2 separate regions of the Homo sapiens genome follow, and region 1 is linked to region 2. A link is a contact called in ENCODE Hi-C or POLR2A ChIA-PET data. All regions are on one chromosome and are shown on one strand. The core of a region is the stretch at or near the end of the contact, and the rest is flanking DNA. Distances in the headings are between cores, read along the strand shown.

Region 1 (7,097 bases), core at 349-2,848, 210 kb after region 2:
CCAGCTCACTAAGTAGGCAGAAGTTTTTGACATATACTTTGAGAGATAAAGCAAGATTCTGTACCTCAACCTTCAGAATTTCCCCTACCACTCATTATAGTTCCGGAGCTATATAGCTCCTATCATTCTATCATAACCTTAGAATACCAGAGAACATATCATCTCATCTAATTATCTCTTACTATATGTGAAAAAAATGAAGGACATGGGGGAAGTGTGACTTGCCCCAAATCACATATTTCATGGTAGAGCCAGGTCTTCTGTTTGTCATATCAGTGTTCTTCCTGCCACAACCATCTTGAAGAATCTATTTCTCAGTAAGAAAATATCTTTATGGAGAGTAGCTGGAAAACAGTTGAGAGATGGAGGGGAGGCTGGGGGTGTGGAGAGGGGAAGGGGTAAGTGATAGATTCGTTGAAGGGGGGAGAAAAGGCCGTGGGGATGAAGCTAGAAGGCAGAAGGGCTTGCCTGGGCTTGGCCATGAAGGAGCATGAGTTCACTGAGTTCCCTTTGGCTTTTCCATGCTAGCAATGCACGTGGCCCAGCCTGCTGTGGTACTGGCCAGCAGCCGAGGCATCGCCAGCTTTGTGTGTGAGTATGCATCTCCAGGCAAAGCCACTGAGGTCCGGGTGACAGTGCTTCGGCAGGCTGACAGCCAGGTGACTGAAGTCTGTGCGGCAACCTACATGATGGGGAATGAGTTGACCTTCCTAGATGATTCCATCTGCACGGGCACCTCCAGTGGAAATCAAGTGAACCTCACTATCCAAGGACTGAGGGCCATGGACACGGGACTCTACATCTGCAAGGTGGAGCTCATGTACCCACCGCCATACTACCTGGGCATAGGCAACGGAACCCAGATTTATGTAATTGGTGAGCAAAGCCATTTCACTGAGTTGACACCTGTTGCATTGCAGTCTTCTATGCACAAAAACAGTTTTGTTCCTTAATTTCAGGAGGTTTACTTTTAGGACTGTGGACATTCTCTTTAAGAGTTCTGTACCACATGGTAGCCTTGCTTATTGTGGGTGGCAACCTTAATAGCATTCTGACTGTAAAATAAAATGATTTGGGGAAGTTGGGGCTCTCGCTCTGGAGTGCTAACCATCATGACGTTTGATCTGTACTTTTGATATGATATGATGCTCCTGGGGAAGTAGTCCCAAATAGCCAAACCTATTGGTGGGCTACCCATGCAATTTAGGGGTGGACCTCAAGGCCTGGAAGCTCTAATGTCCTTTTTTCACCAATGTTGGGGAGTAGAGCCCTAGAGTTTAAAACTGTCTCAGGGAGGCTCTGCTTTGTTTTCTGTTGCAGATCCAGAACCGTGCCCAGATTCTGACTTCCTCCTCTGGATCCTTGCAGCAGTTAGTTCGGGGTTGTTTTTTTATAGCTTTCTCCTCACAGCTGTTTCTTTGAGCAAAATGGTGAGTGTGGTGCTGATGGTGCACCATGTCTGATGGGGATACCTTTAGTGGTATCAACTGGCCAAAAGATGATGTTGAGTTTAGTGTTCTTGAGATGAGATGAGGCAATAAATGAAGAGGAAGGACAGTGGTAAAGAACGCACTAGAACCGTAGGCATTGGCATTTGAGGTTTCAGAATGACTAATATTTTAGATGAATTTGTTTGACATTGAATGTTCATGTGCTTCTGAGCAGGGTTTCAATTTGAGTAACCGTTGCAATAACATGGGGCAGCTGTTTTGCTCTTTGTCTTCATGACAACTGTACTTAAGCTAACAGCCCTGAAACATGAGATTAGGCTGGGCAGAATGCTGCTAGAGAGGACCACTTGGATGGTCTTTATTCTCCTTCTCCATGTCCCTCTCCATCACCTGGAAGTCACCTCTGGGTGCCACTCTGGTGCCTTCCTTGTCGAAGCTGTAGCTGCTCACATGACACCTATCCCTGTTATCCAGTTTGCTTGACTGGGACGTTTTGCCTTCCCCTTCAGCCAGGAAGTGAAAGTCCCAGTTTTTATTTATCACAGGTGTTGGTATTGGTGGTAGAAGAGGTAGAATTATGGAATCAGGCCTCCTGTCAGGATTTCTTTTTGACAGTCCCTCTCAGACACCTCTGCCTAAGGCCAGCTTTGCCATTACAAACTCTCCCTTCTCCCTCTCTCCCTTCTTCTCTTCCTCTTCCTTCTTCTCGCTCTTTCTCTCTCTCTCTTTCTCCCTCTCTGTCTCTTATACACATACACAAAGATATACTCTATTCCAACATCCTCTACCCAACCTGACAGAGATGTCCTTTGCTGTAGGTTCAGCAGTGGGGATGAGAAATACAGCTCTCAAACAGGATAACTAAAGCTTATTATCTTATCAAGCTTGTTCCCTTGCAGACAAGATTGATCAATTATCATAGGCTTTCTGGGTGTTCTTTCTGAAGCTTTCTCAAAGTCTCTTTCTCCTATCTTCCATTCAAGGCAAATGATTGCCATTTAACATCAAAATCACAGTTATTTATCTAAAATAAATTTTAATAGCTGAATCAAGAAAATCTCCTGAGGTTTATAATTCTGTATGCTGTGAACATTCATTTTTAACCAGCTAGGGACCCAATATGTGTTGAGTTCTATTATGGTTAGAAGTGGCTTCCGTATTCCTCAGTAGTAATTACTGTTTCTTTTTGTGTTTGACAGCTAAAGAAAAGAAGCCCTCTTACAACAGGGGTCTATGTGAAAATGCCCCCAACAGAGCCAGAATGTGAAAAGCAATTTCAGCCTTATTTTATTCCCATCAATTGAGAAACCATTATGAAGAAGAGAGTCCATATTTCAATTTCCAAGAGCTGAGGCAATTCTAACTTTTTTGCTATCCAGCTATTTTTATTTGTTTGTGCATTTGGGGGGAATTCATCTCTCTTTAATATAAAGTTGGATGCGGAACCCAAATTACGTGTACTACAATTTAAAGCAAAGGAGTAGAAAGACAGAGCTGGGATGTTTCTGTCACATCAGCTCCACTTTCAGTGAAAGCATCACTTGGGATTAATATGGGGATGCAGCATTATGATGTGGGTCAAGGAATTAAGTTAGGGAATGGCACAGCCCAAAGAAGGAAAAGGCAGGGAGCGAGGGAGAAGACTATATTGTACACACCTTATATTTACGTATGAGACGTTTATAGCCGAAATGATCTTTTCAAGTTAAATTTTATGCCTTTTATTTCTTAAACAAATGTATGATTACATCAAGGCTTCAAAAATACTCACATGGCTATGTTTTAGCCAGTGATGCTAAAGGTTGTATTGCATATATACATATATATATATATATATATATATATATATATATATATATATATATATATATATATTTTAATTTGATAGTATTGTGCATAGAGCCACGTATGTTTTTGTGTATTTGTTAATGGTTTGAATATAAACACTATATGGCAGTGTCTTTCCACCTTGGGTCCCAGGGAAGTTTTGTGGAGGAGCTCAGGACACTAATACACCAGGTAGAACACAAGGTCATTTGCTAACTAGCTTGGAAACTGGATGAGGTCATAGCAGTGCTTGATTGCGTGGAATTGTGCTGAGTTGGTGTTGACATGTGCTTTGGGGCTTTTACACCAGTTCCTTTCAATGGTTTGCAAGGAAGCCACAGCTGGTGGTATCTGAGTTGACTTGACAGAACACTGTCTTGAAGACAATGGCTTACTCCAGGAGACCCACAGGTATGACCTTCTAGGAAGCTCCAGTTCGATGGGCCCAATTCTTACAAACATGTGGTTAATGCCATGGACAGAAGAAGGCAGCAGGTGGCAGAATGGGGTGCATGAAGGTTTCTGAAAATTAACACTGCTTGTGTTTTTAACTCAATATTTTCCATGAAAATGCAACAACATGTATAATATTTTTAATTAAATAAAAATCTGTGGTGGTCGTTTTCCGGAGTTGTCTTTATCATCCTTGCATTTGAATATTGTGTTCAAATTTTTGATTGATTCATTCAGTATCTGGTGGAGTCTCCAATATTAGAAATACTGGAAACAAACTGAAAAACCACAAAAGGACAAATAATGCTTCATGAGTCAGCTTTGCACCAGCCATTACCTGCAAGTCATTCTTGGAAGGTATCCATCCTCTTTCCTTTTGATTTCTTCACCACTATTTGGGATATAACGTGGGTTAACACAGACATAGCAGTCCTTTATAAATCAATTGGCATGCTGTTTAACACAGGTTCTTCACCTCCCCTTTCTTACCGCCTGCTTTCTCAGCTCAACTATCACAGGCATTACAGTTGTCATGGCAACCCCAATGTTGGCAACCACGTCCCTTGCAGCCATTTTGATCTGCCTTCCTGAAATATAGAGCTTTTCCCTGTGGCTTCCAAATGAACTATTTTGCAAATGTGGGGAAAACACACACCTGTGGTCCTATGTTGCTATCAGCTGGCACACCTAGGCCTGGCACACTAAGCCCTCTGTGATTCTTGCTTAACCAATGTATAGTCTCAGCACATTTGGTTTCCACTTAAGGTTTCCTATTTTTGACCTCCACATCCTGTTATTGTCTTTTGCAGTGATTCTCAGTGTGGTCAGGGACCACCTGTAACTGAATCCACTGGGTCACTTACTAAAAACACCAATTCACACTTATTCCCAGATGCGTTGAATCAGAATCTTTGAGTGGTGGGGCCAGGAGTTTGTATTTCCAAAAATCTTCCCAGTGCTTCTTATACCCATCAAGTTTTGAGAATCACTGCTTAGGCAACTCTGTCTGTGTCTCTTCCTCTGTCTCTCCCCCTTGCTCATTCTCTTGCTTGCTCTTGCTCTCTTTCTCTCTTTCTTGCCCCAGCAAGTGCTAACAAACACACAAGACAGCACATAGTAAGCATTTCAAAAGGGGTTGTTAAAAAAAAACGAATAGGTCTTTCAAAGTAAGGTAATGATTATTACCTAGAATGAGCTCCTTTTCTGTGGAAGACTGTGCTTCTTGCTCTCTAGGCCTTTGGATGGTAGCCATGAAGAAAAACACCAATCAGGAGCCTCAGTGGATAGTATATCATTTCCACTCCTCTAAACATCTTTAGAGAGATTACTCTTTTTCATAGTTGATGGGCAGATCTGAGTGACAGAGAGTGCCTTACACAAGTGATGCCCTCCAGGTACCTTTCAGACACCCTTAGATAATGGACTACTTTATATAAGCTTAATATTTCCTCTGCTATTGCCTAAAATTCTACCATTTGTTGTTCACTGAGATAAGACTTGCCCTCTTCATTCAGTCTCAATCTTATAAAAATAAAATACCCTTTAGCTCAAAAAAGCTTCCCCTATGGCAGAAGAATTGTACAAGAAAGACTATGACCCGGGGTTCCGCTGAAAGGGGAGAAAGCAAATATGAGGGTAAGGGAGTGCATCTGGGCACCAAATGAAAGCCTCTTCTAATTCCCATGTCATTTATGAGAGAAGATTCTATGTCTGTAGTACTCAGAGAGGTGAACTGCCCCCAAATCAGAGGACCAACTGTCACATGGGATTCCAACCTTCATCATCATCTCCATTTCTGGGATCAGGGTCCTGGGGCAGCTCCAAGCCCAAATAATCCATGAACCCAAAAGGGGCTTGGCCTACCATGCAGGGGGAGCCTGGGCGTTGCAACCCTCCTCCTTGGAACCACTTGTCACAGGCAAGACTGTGGATGACAAGGGAGCCGGATAGAGTGGCCAGGGGCTCCAGAGTCAGTTCCTCCTCCAACATGGCTCCTAGCACACGCCTCTGCTCATGTCTCTTCTTCAGCATGGTACTCGCATTCCTGCTACTTCCCATTTCTTCATTTCTCACCTCCAAATATTATAATCCTTCATTGTCACACCCATCAAGACTAATCCCAAATTTTGCCTCCACCGTCAGATTTGCTGACACTTTAAGCTCGTGGATTTCTCCTCTTTTGTTTCATAGCTATACTTGGTTTCACCTCTAATAATTTCAAGCATGCATGTCTTTTCTACCTAGTTAGATCAGGAACTTCTCCAAGACAGGGATAATCACAACTTTAGGCACACAGTAGATGCTCCAATAAATGAATTGAGGAGTTGGGGAACTAGGACATCCAGGACCGTTTTCCATACAGAACCCATCTGTGTTTTCTTAGGCAGTCCCAGCTTAATCTCTTTCCCATTTGATCATCAGAACTTTGTGCAGGTCTACTCATCTTTTGGCTTAAACCTTAAAGACTCTGGACTGTGAGTTCCAGCTGCCTACTCTGTCCCACTCATTCTACTTTGATCTTAATCCAGTCTTACTTCCAATCTTTTTCTTTCTTTGTTGAATTCTTATTTTTATTCTTTTTCTCTTTTGAATTGTTGGTTGTTGCTAAAATTGACTATATTTTTATACCCAGTCTGAGCCTTCTTCCGTATCCACAGTTAATAGTTCATTCAACTTAGTTGGGACTGAGCTCGTGAAACATTGATGTCACTGTGTTGTTAACTGGAGCAAAGCCAGTTGAGAAGTTCAAGACTTTATAAATTTAGTTATTCTTTTGGGAGTTCTCAAAGCAAAGGAGAACATGGCTTTCTCCGGAAAGTTATTCCCATTGCCTTACTTGTTGTTTGCACCTGGTTAGAGCCATGACTCAGGCTCCTTAGAAACCTTGTTTTATTTCATATATATATATTTTTTCTCATCTCAGGTCAATTTTTTCTGTTCAGTCCAGAAACATGACACACCCTATTGGTAAAAAGGGAGGAAAATTTATTCTTTCCTCTTTTATGTTTCCTTGGCTACATGCTGGGATAGGGGCTCATGGTAAGTTTGCCAGATTCAACCAAAAAACGCCACAAAAACAAGAAAACAGGATGCCCTGTATTTTATCTGACAACGCTATCAGCAGGAAAGCTTATGCTTCTAATGCAGTGTGAATAAAAAGTGTACTAGAGGCTGGGTGCAGTGGCTCACACCTGTAATCCCAGCACTTTAAGAGCTGAGGTGGACAAATCACTTGAGGTCAGGAGTTTGAGACCAGCCTGGCCAACATGGTGAAACCCTGTGTCTACTAAAAATATGAAAATTAGCCGGGTATGGTGGCAGGTGCCTGTAGTCCCAGCTATTCGGGAGGCTGAGGCAGGAGAATCG
Region 2 (7,023 bases), core at 3,496-5,995:
ATCTACCTAATCTATATTCTAGTTTCTGAGGATAAAACAGTGAACAAGACAGATCAGTTTCTGCTGTCGCTGATCTTAAATTTTAGTGGGAAGGGCAAATGACAAACAATATACAAATGAATATATAACATGCCAAATAAGGAGGGAATCGAGAGTAATGAAGTGGGGAGGGAGCCACAAGTGCTAATTCATAACTGGTAGGTGGGGAAAAATTTCTGATAAGGCGACATTTGAACAGGGAACTGGTGAGCCATGTGGGTGTCTGTGGCAACTGTACTCCAGGCTGAAGAACATCACAGGCAAAGACCCTGAGGAGGCAGCACAGTGGGCACATTCAAGAGCAGCAGGAAGACCATTATCTTCCTGGCTGGATCAAAGTGAGCCAAGAAAGCACTGGAAGGTGATAAGATGAGGGTGCAGGGAAATCATGTGGGTCCTTACAGACTGAGGTGAGAATTTGGCTCTTATTCTGAGTAAGAGGAATCTACTGGAGGATTTTGAGCAGAGGAATGACATGATCAGGCGTACGTTTTTGGCTATCGTGTGGAAGACATGGTGGGTGGGAAAGTGGGTAGGAGGCTATTTTGATCATTGAAATGAGAGCTCATGGTGGTCTGCACCAGGATAATAGCAGTGACAGTGATGAGAGGTGGTCAGACTCTGGATGTATTTTGAAGACAGAGTTGACATGCTTTGCTGCTGGACTGAACGTGGAGTGCGAAAGAAAGAGAGGAGTCAGGCCGAGGCAGTGGCTCATGCCTGTAATCCCAGCACTTTGGGAGACGAAGGCAGGTGGATCACTTGAGGTCAGGAGCTTGAGATCAGCCTGGGTAACATGGTGAAACCCCGTCTCTACTAAAAATACAAAAATTAGCCAGGTGTGGTGGTGCGTGCCTGTAGTCCCAGCTTCTCTGGAGGCTGAGGCATGAGAATTGCTTGAACCTGGGAGGTGGAGGTTGTAGTGAGCCAAGATCGCACCACTGCATTCCAGCCTGGGTGACAGAGCGAGACTCTGTCTCAAAAAAAAAAAAAAAAAAGAGGAGTCAAAGATGACTCCAATGTATTTACCACTTAGTGACCAGAGAAAGGCTATTTCCCTGGGCCTTTCTAGATGAGAACTGTGGGTGGGATTGTGGAGATAGGAATGAGGGCACAGGGAGACAGGCTATGCATAGAATGGGGATTTCGGTGGGTTGTTTCTTGGTGCATAATTATAAACTGTTTTGCTGTCAGCTACATATTTGGTGTCCTTAGTCTGTAATGATGTTTGGGAAGCCTCAAACCAAACCAAAGCATTTCCTCTGCCATCATGGGGGCCGTTTTAATTGCTCCAGTAGAGAGAAAAATCTTTGTTTAAACAATTGGAAGACAGGCCAAGAAGCTTGAAGTCTTTTTTATGGAAGAGGGAGGGCCAGTTTGAAATTTGCAAAATTCGGAAAGACTGGGGAAAAAACCCACATATTTGTTCACCTTCCCTTTCAACATTAGAATTAGCCCAGCTAAGCTTAAAGGAGGTGGTGTTTAGGCAGTGAACAGGCATTACTGTTTTACACAGCAGGTAATAAATAGATAGAACTCTGTACTCCAAGGATGATATAGATTGAAAATATAAATGTACTTGATAAGTGTTTAGAAAACTTGCAGCTAGTATATATAATAAATTATTGTATAAACTAGGGATTCAGTTATACTCTACCAAAATTTATTGAATGTGTACTTTGGGTATATTATTATGCTAACTGCTATGGCAGATATAGTAATGAATAAAATACAGTCCTGTTGCTCAAGAGTTTCTAATCAATAGGAATGACAACATGCCTCTAAGTATAAAAATTCAGACTCCTCTACACTATGGTAGATTGATTGCATTAACGGCCCCTCCCAGTTTTCACAGCCTTTGCCCTGAACCTTTGTGTTCCCTCCCATTCTGACTCTGGGCTCATTGATGTGACTTGCTTTGGCGCTGGAATGTTAGCAAACATGATGCAAGCAGAGGCTTGAAAAGCGCAGGCGTTTCCTCTTGCCCTCTTGCATGATTGGGTGTGTTCTCTTTTTCACTTCTTCCTTGTCATGAGGACATGACATGCCTGGGCTAACGTACTGCCAATGTGAGGCACATGTGGAGAAGATTCAAGGCCATCCTAAACCCCTCATAGCCCCTGACTCCCAAACACATGAGACAGCTCTGCCAAGATCAGCAGGAGTGTTTCTCAATGCACACTCTGACTGCATATGCCTACATGACCCCAGTTCAAGCCAGAGGAACCATTCTGCTGACCCACAGATTTATAAGCAAGAATAAATGGCCTTTTGAGATAGGGTCTTGCTCTGTCACCCATGCTGGAGTGCAGTGGTGCAATCATGGCTCACCGTAGCCTTGACCTCCTGGTCTCAAGTGATCCTCCCGCCTCAGCCTCCGGAGTAGCGGGGATTATAGGTGGGTGCCACCACACCAGGCATGGCTATTATTTGAAGCCGCAGTTTTGGGATGATTTTTATGCAGCACCACTGCAGCAGATAACTGATACAGGCACTCAAGACTCTTTGCAACTCGTCCCTGCCTTTCTAGCTTCTTGTCCCGCCTCCCCCATGCCTTTTATTTTATTTTACTGAGACAGGGTTCTCCTCTGTTGTCCAGGCTGGAGTGCAGTGGCACGATCTTGGCTCACTGTAACCTCTGCCTCCCGGGTTCAAGCGATTCTCCTGCCTCAGCCTCCTGAGTAGCTGGCATTACAGGCACCTGCCACTATGGCTGGCTAATTTTTTTGTATTTTTAGTAGAGATGGGGTTTCACCATGTTGTCCAGGCTGGTCTCGAACTCCAGACCTCAGGTGATGCACCCGTCTCGGCCTCCCAAAGTGTTGGGATTATAGGCTTGAGCCACAGTGCCTGGCCCCCTATGTACTTTATACTTCAGGCAACTGAGTTACCTGAATTCCTGAAATGGAACATGGTTTCTCATGCCTTTCCATATGTGATGTTTTACTTCTGAAATGTTCTTCACGCCTATCTCTGTCTGGACAACTGTTCTTTCTTCAATTCCAGTGTTGCTCCTCTGGAAAGTCATCCTGACACCCCAGGCTGGGTTCAGTGCCCCTTCCCTGTATCTGTAGCACAGAATGCACACATGGTTACAATTTTTTTTTTTTTTTTTTGAGACAGAGTCTTGCTCTGTCACCCAGGCTGGAGTGCAATGGCATGTCTTGGCTTACTGTAACCTCCGCCTCCCGGGTTCAAGCGATTCTCCTGCCGCAGCCTCCCAAGTAGCTGGGATTGCAGGTGCCTGCCACCATGCACAGCTAATTTTTGTATTTTTAGTAGAGACAGGGTTTTGCCATGTTGCCCAGGCTGGTCTCGAACTCCTGACCTCAGGTGATCCGCCTGCCTCGGCCTCCCAAAGTGCTGGGATTATAGGCATGAGCCACCGCACCTGGCCACGGTTATAATTTAGTATGCTAAGCATTCTCTATCCCCAAGAAGCAGAAGTTCCCGAAAAACAGGGACTGTGTATTCTCTACATCCTGAATACAAGGTTTGACGCAACATAGACTCTCCACACACATTTGCAAGTTTGCAAAGACATTTCTTTACCTTAATGTCACTGAGTTCTAAGTCTCATAGAGAAAGGAGAGATTTCTAAGAGAACAGGGAAGTTTTCACAGAAGAGGCAGAATTTGAAATGTTCCTTAGTTTTAATGGGTGGAGAGGGTTCCAGAGTTGGAGAAGAACATTTTGGGTAGAAGTAACACCCATAGACAGTGGCAATGTGGTACTCTGGTAGTTGAAGCATCCAGTATTATTGCAGTGAAGAATTCATGAGCAGGTGCAGTCAGAGGCAGGCCATTTTGTAGGGGCTTGAATAGCATCTTAAGGTATTGGGTCTTCATTTTGCAGGGCAGTGACACCATAAAGAACCATATTTTCAAGGGTTACTTTGGAAGCAGTGTATAGGGTATATTGGGGGTCAGGAAAGAAGGAGACTGGATATGTAGAACCATCTCTTGACTTTTGGAACAATCCAGACAGAAGGCAATAGTGAAAGTGAGAACGTGTAAAAAGAACATATAGAAGCTGGGCGTGGTGGCTCACGCCTGTAATCCCAGCACTTTGGGAGGCTGAGGTGGGCGGATCATGAGGTCAGGAGTTCAAGACCAGCCTGGCCACTGTGGTGAAACCCTGTCTCTACTAAAAATATAAAAATTAGCCGGGAATGGTGGCTCACGCCTGGAGTCCCAGCTACTGGGGAGGCTGAGGCAGGAGAATTGCTTGAACCCAGGAGGCGGAGGTTGCAGTGAGCTGAGATCGCACCATTGACTCCAGCCTGGGCGACAGAGTGAGACTTCATAAAAAAAAAAAAAAAAAAAAAAAAAAACTTTGGGAGGCTGAAGCGGGCAGATTACCTGAGGTCAGGAGTTTGAGACCAGTCTGGCCAACATGGTGAAACACCATCTCTACTAAAAAAAAATACAAAATTAGCCAGGTGTGGTGGTGAGTGCCTGTAATCCCAACTACTTGGGAGGCTGATGCAGGAGAATCACCTGAACCCAGAAGGTGGAGGTTGCAGTGAGCCAATATTGCACCATTGCACTCCAGCCTGGGTGATGGACGAAACTCTGTCTAAAAAAAAAAAAAAAAAAAAGAACATATAGGACATTGTAACTAAATGTGGGAAATGAGAAAGAGAAGATAATTGAAGATGACTCCTAGATTTTTTTTCCTAGTGTCTGGAAAAGAGGAACAGGCTTGAAAGGAAGGTTAAGTGGAGTTTGGACATACTGAGTTTGAGATGTATGTCAGCGGAGATCTCTAGCAGGCAGTGAACAATATGAACCTGGAGTTCAAATCAGAACTGGCACACTTGGGGATCTTTTACCTATAAAGGATCTTCAAAAATGAGGCCCAGAGAGATAAGAAGCCTGAGAGTAGATCCATATATTATGCTTTATACCCAGGACAAGAAGAGAAAGTAGGGTCTGCAAGGGAGACAGAGATAGATGAAGAAACGAGAGTTAGAAAAGGGGAAGTGACAGACAGTGCAAAGAAGGTCCTAAGAATGGGATGAGGAATCAGTTTCAGACAGGAAGAGAAGCTGATGAGAATGAGGAGTGGGGGAGGGGCCAGTGGATTTGATCATTGAGAGGCCATTGAGAAAAGAATGTTTTGGTCTATAGTTATGGGTTTTGAAGCCAACTTTCAAGGATTGAGCTGGGATAAAGAAGAAGTAGAGGCAGAGAGTGTAGAGTCCAACGGATTTCATAAAGAGAAGAGAGATGAAATAGTAGCCGAGAGTTGAGATAAGACATTTATATGATTTGGGATTTGTGTACATAAATGGGTGGGGGTGGGGTGGGAATGGGGTTGAGATAAGGGAAGACTCAAAAGCTCTCAGAGGAGACGGGAGAAGGTAGCGTTGAGAGCATATAAGGAGGGGTTTGCCTTTAGTAGGGGGAACTGCACTTCTTTTTTCTGAGATGGGAAATAGAGGAGGGATATTTATTTTTTGCCATTATGGGGAACAACGATAGCTTCACACAGGCTATGTTTGGGCTGTACTTAGAGACAAAATATCACACTAGATGATCAGCCACTTGACATGGTATGGCAATTATAATTTTCAAACTGCCTATTTTAGAGGTCATATTTAAAAGAGGAAATGCAAGTATATTAGTCTCTTCAATAACCTACTTGTCTATATGACCAAGAAATGTTAAACTGCCAAGTGGTAAAAATCAAATGTTTGTTCATGGTTTTCTAAAGAGTGGGAAATCAAGCAGATGATATTTATCGAATGCTTGCTTATCTATCAACAACCAGTTTTTTAATGTCTGCAAACATTGAGGGTAATGGAAATGAATAGTAATTTCAGTGCAATGTAGGCACAACCTGTATATGCCCTTTATTTTATTTTAGATGGTGGTTTCACTCTGTCACCCAGGCTGGAGTGCAGTGGTGTAATCATGGCTCACTACAGTCTTTACCTCCTGGGCTCCAGCAATCCTCCTGCCTCAGCCTCCAGAGTAACTGGGACTATAGGTGCGTGCCATTATGCCCAGTTAATTTTTAAATTTTTTGTAGAGATGGGGTCTTGCTATGTTGCTCAGGCTGGTCTTGAACTCCTGTCTTCCTGTGATTCTCCCACCTTGGCTTCCCAAAGTGCTGGGATCACAGGTGTGAGCCACCATGCTTGGCTTCTCTATATCCTTTTTATTTGGAATAAGGACTTTGTAAAATAGAAGAACGTTTCACAAGCAGTTTCAAAAATAGACCCATAACTGTGTATATAAATATCTACTTGCTCATATAATTAAGGCTGCAGCAAATACATGCCCATGAAAATATTTGTATTAAATTGGTAGAAATTTATAAATAATTAAAAAAATTGTTCATAAAATTCTGCTAAATGCAGTTCATGCTTTTATGACAAAAAAAGAATCTCAAGAATTGATCTTTGAACCAAGTCTTTATATAAGGAGCAGTTGAAATGAGGTTTCTCATTGCTATGCTTGCTTGGTTTAAGGTAATTTTAATACTCTTGAGTCTGCCCTAGAAAATGTTTTATTAAAATATTTGGGTGGCCTATTATATTTTTGACTGAGGATGCCAAGATGTGGATGAAAAAAGTCTAAGGACAAACAAGGCTGTGGCAGGTGGTTGCATATTCTTGAGTTGCTTTCATGTCTTGGCAGGAAGTGAACCACCATTCCGCACACATTCTTTGCCTGTTTTCCTTCTGCCCCTGTGCAGACTGTTGATGATGTTCTCTAAGGAGAGGCTGGGATGTTGAGGGTGCTTCTCAGAAGGAAGCCTGCTTTGATCTCTGCTGGACGGACAAGTGACCCTGATCTCTTGGGTCATGTCTCTCTTTGAGGATCCCCAGTTCATATTGGTGTTTGGACAAGGAAAAAACACTGTCCCTGCACTCCCAACTGTGGGGGCCTTGGCTGCATGGCCCAATCCATCAAGATTCCAACACACCCTACTGAAGAGGAAGCCTTACAAATCTGAACTTTGGTTTAGGCAACT

Evidence for each region. Hi-C counts contacts between places; a loop is a spot of excess contacts on that map. ChIA-PET counts read pairs that join two places held with the same protein, here RNA polymerase II (POLR2A). Pooled maps may share reads with other maps.
Region 1: a map with no recorded cell type shows a loop between it and region 2 (11-fold over the local background). The contact joins two enhancer-like sites. A Hi-C loop is called at or near these places in 1 of 168 maps with a recorded cell type or tissue (dorsolateral prefrontal cortex), 3 of 37 single-sample maps with no recorded cell type and 7 of 50 pooled maps. POLR2A ChIA-PET finds 5 or more read pairs at or near these places in 1 of 52 experiments (activated naive CD4-positive, alpha-beta T cell).

The regions. Positions count from the first base shown.
Region 1 is chr2:203,870,058-203,877,154 of GRCh38, forward strand. It overlaps CTLA4 (cytotoxic T-lymphocyte associated protein 4), which reads left to right. Exons shown (of 4, transcript NM_005214.5): 2 at 529-876; 3 at 1,321-1,430; 4 at 2,651-3,908. The coding sequence ends at 2,755. Among named protein-coding and RNA genes, the nearest start is that of CTLA4, 5.8 kb to the left of the region's middle. RefSeq lists an enhancer at 1,397-1,506 and a silencer at 1,727-1,816. Within about 2 kb of position 1,599, at least 2 of the 41 ENCODE cell types and tissues checked have a DNase peak (open chromatin) inside an H3K27ac peak, as active enhancers do.
Region 2 is chr2:203,654,791-203,661,813 of GRCh38, forward strand. No RefSeq gene overlaps it. Among named protein-coding and RNA genes, the nearest start is that of CD28, 48 kb to the right of the region's middle. Within about 2 kb of position 4,746, at least 2 of the 41 ENCODE cell types and tissues checked have a DNase peak (open chromatin) inside an H3K27ac peak, as active enhancers do.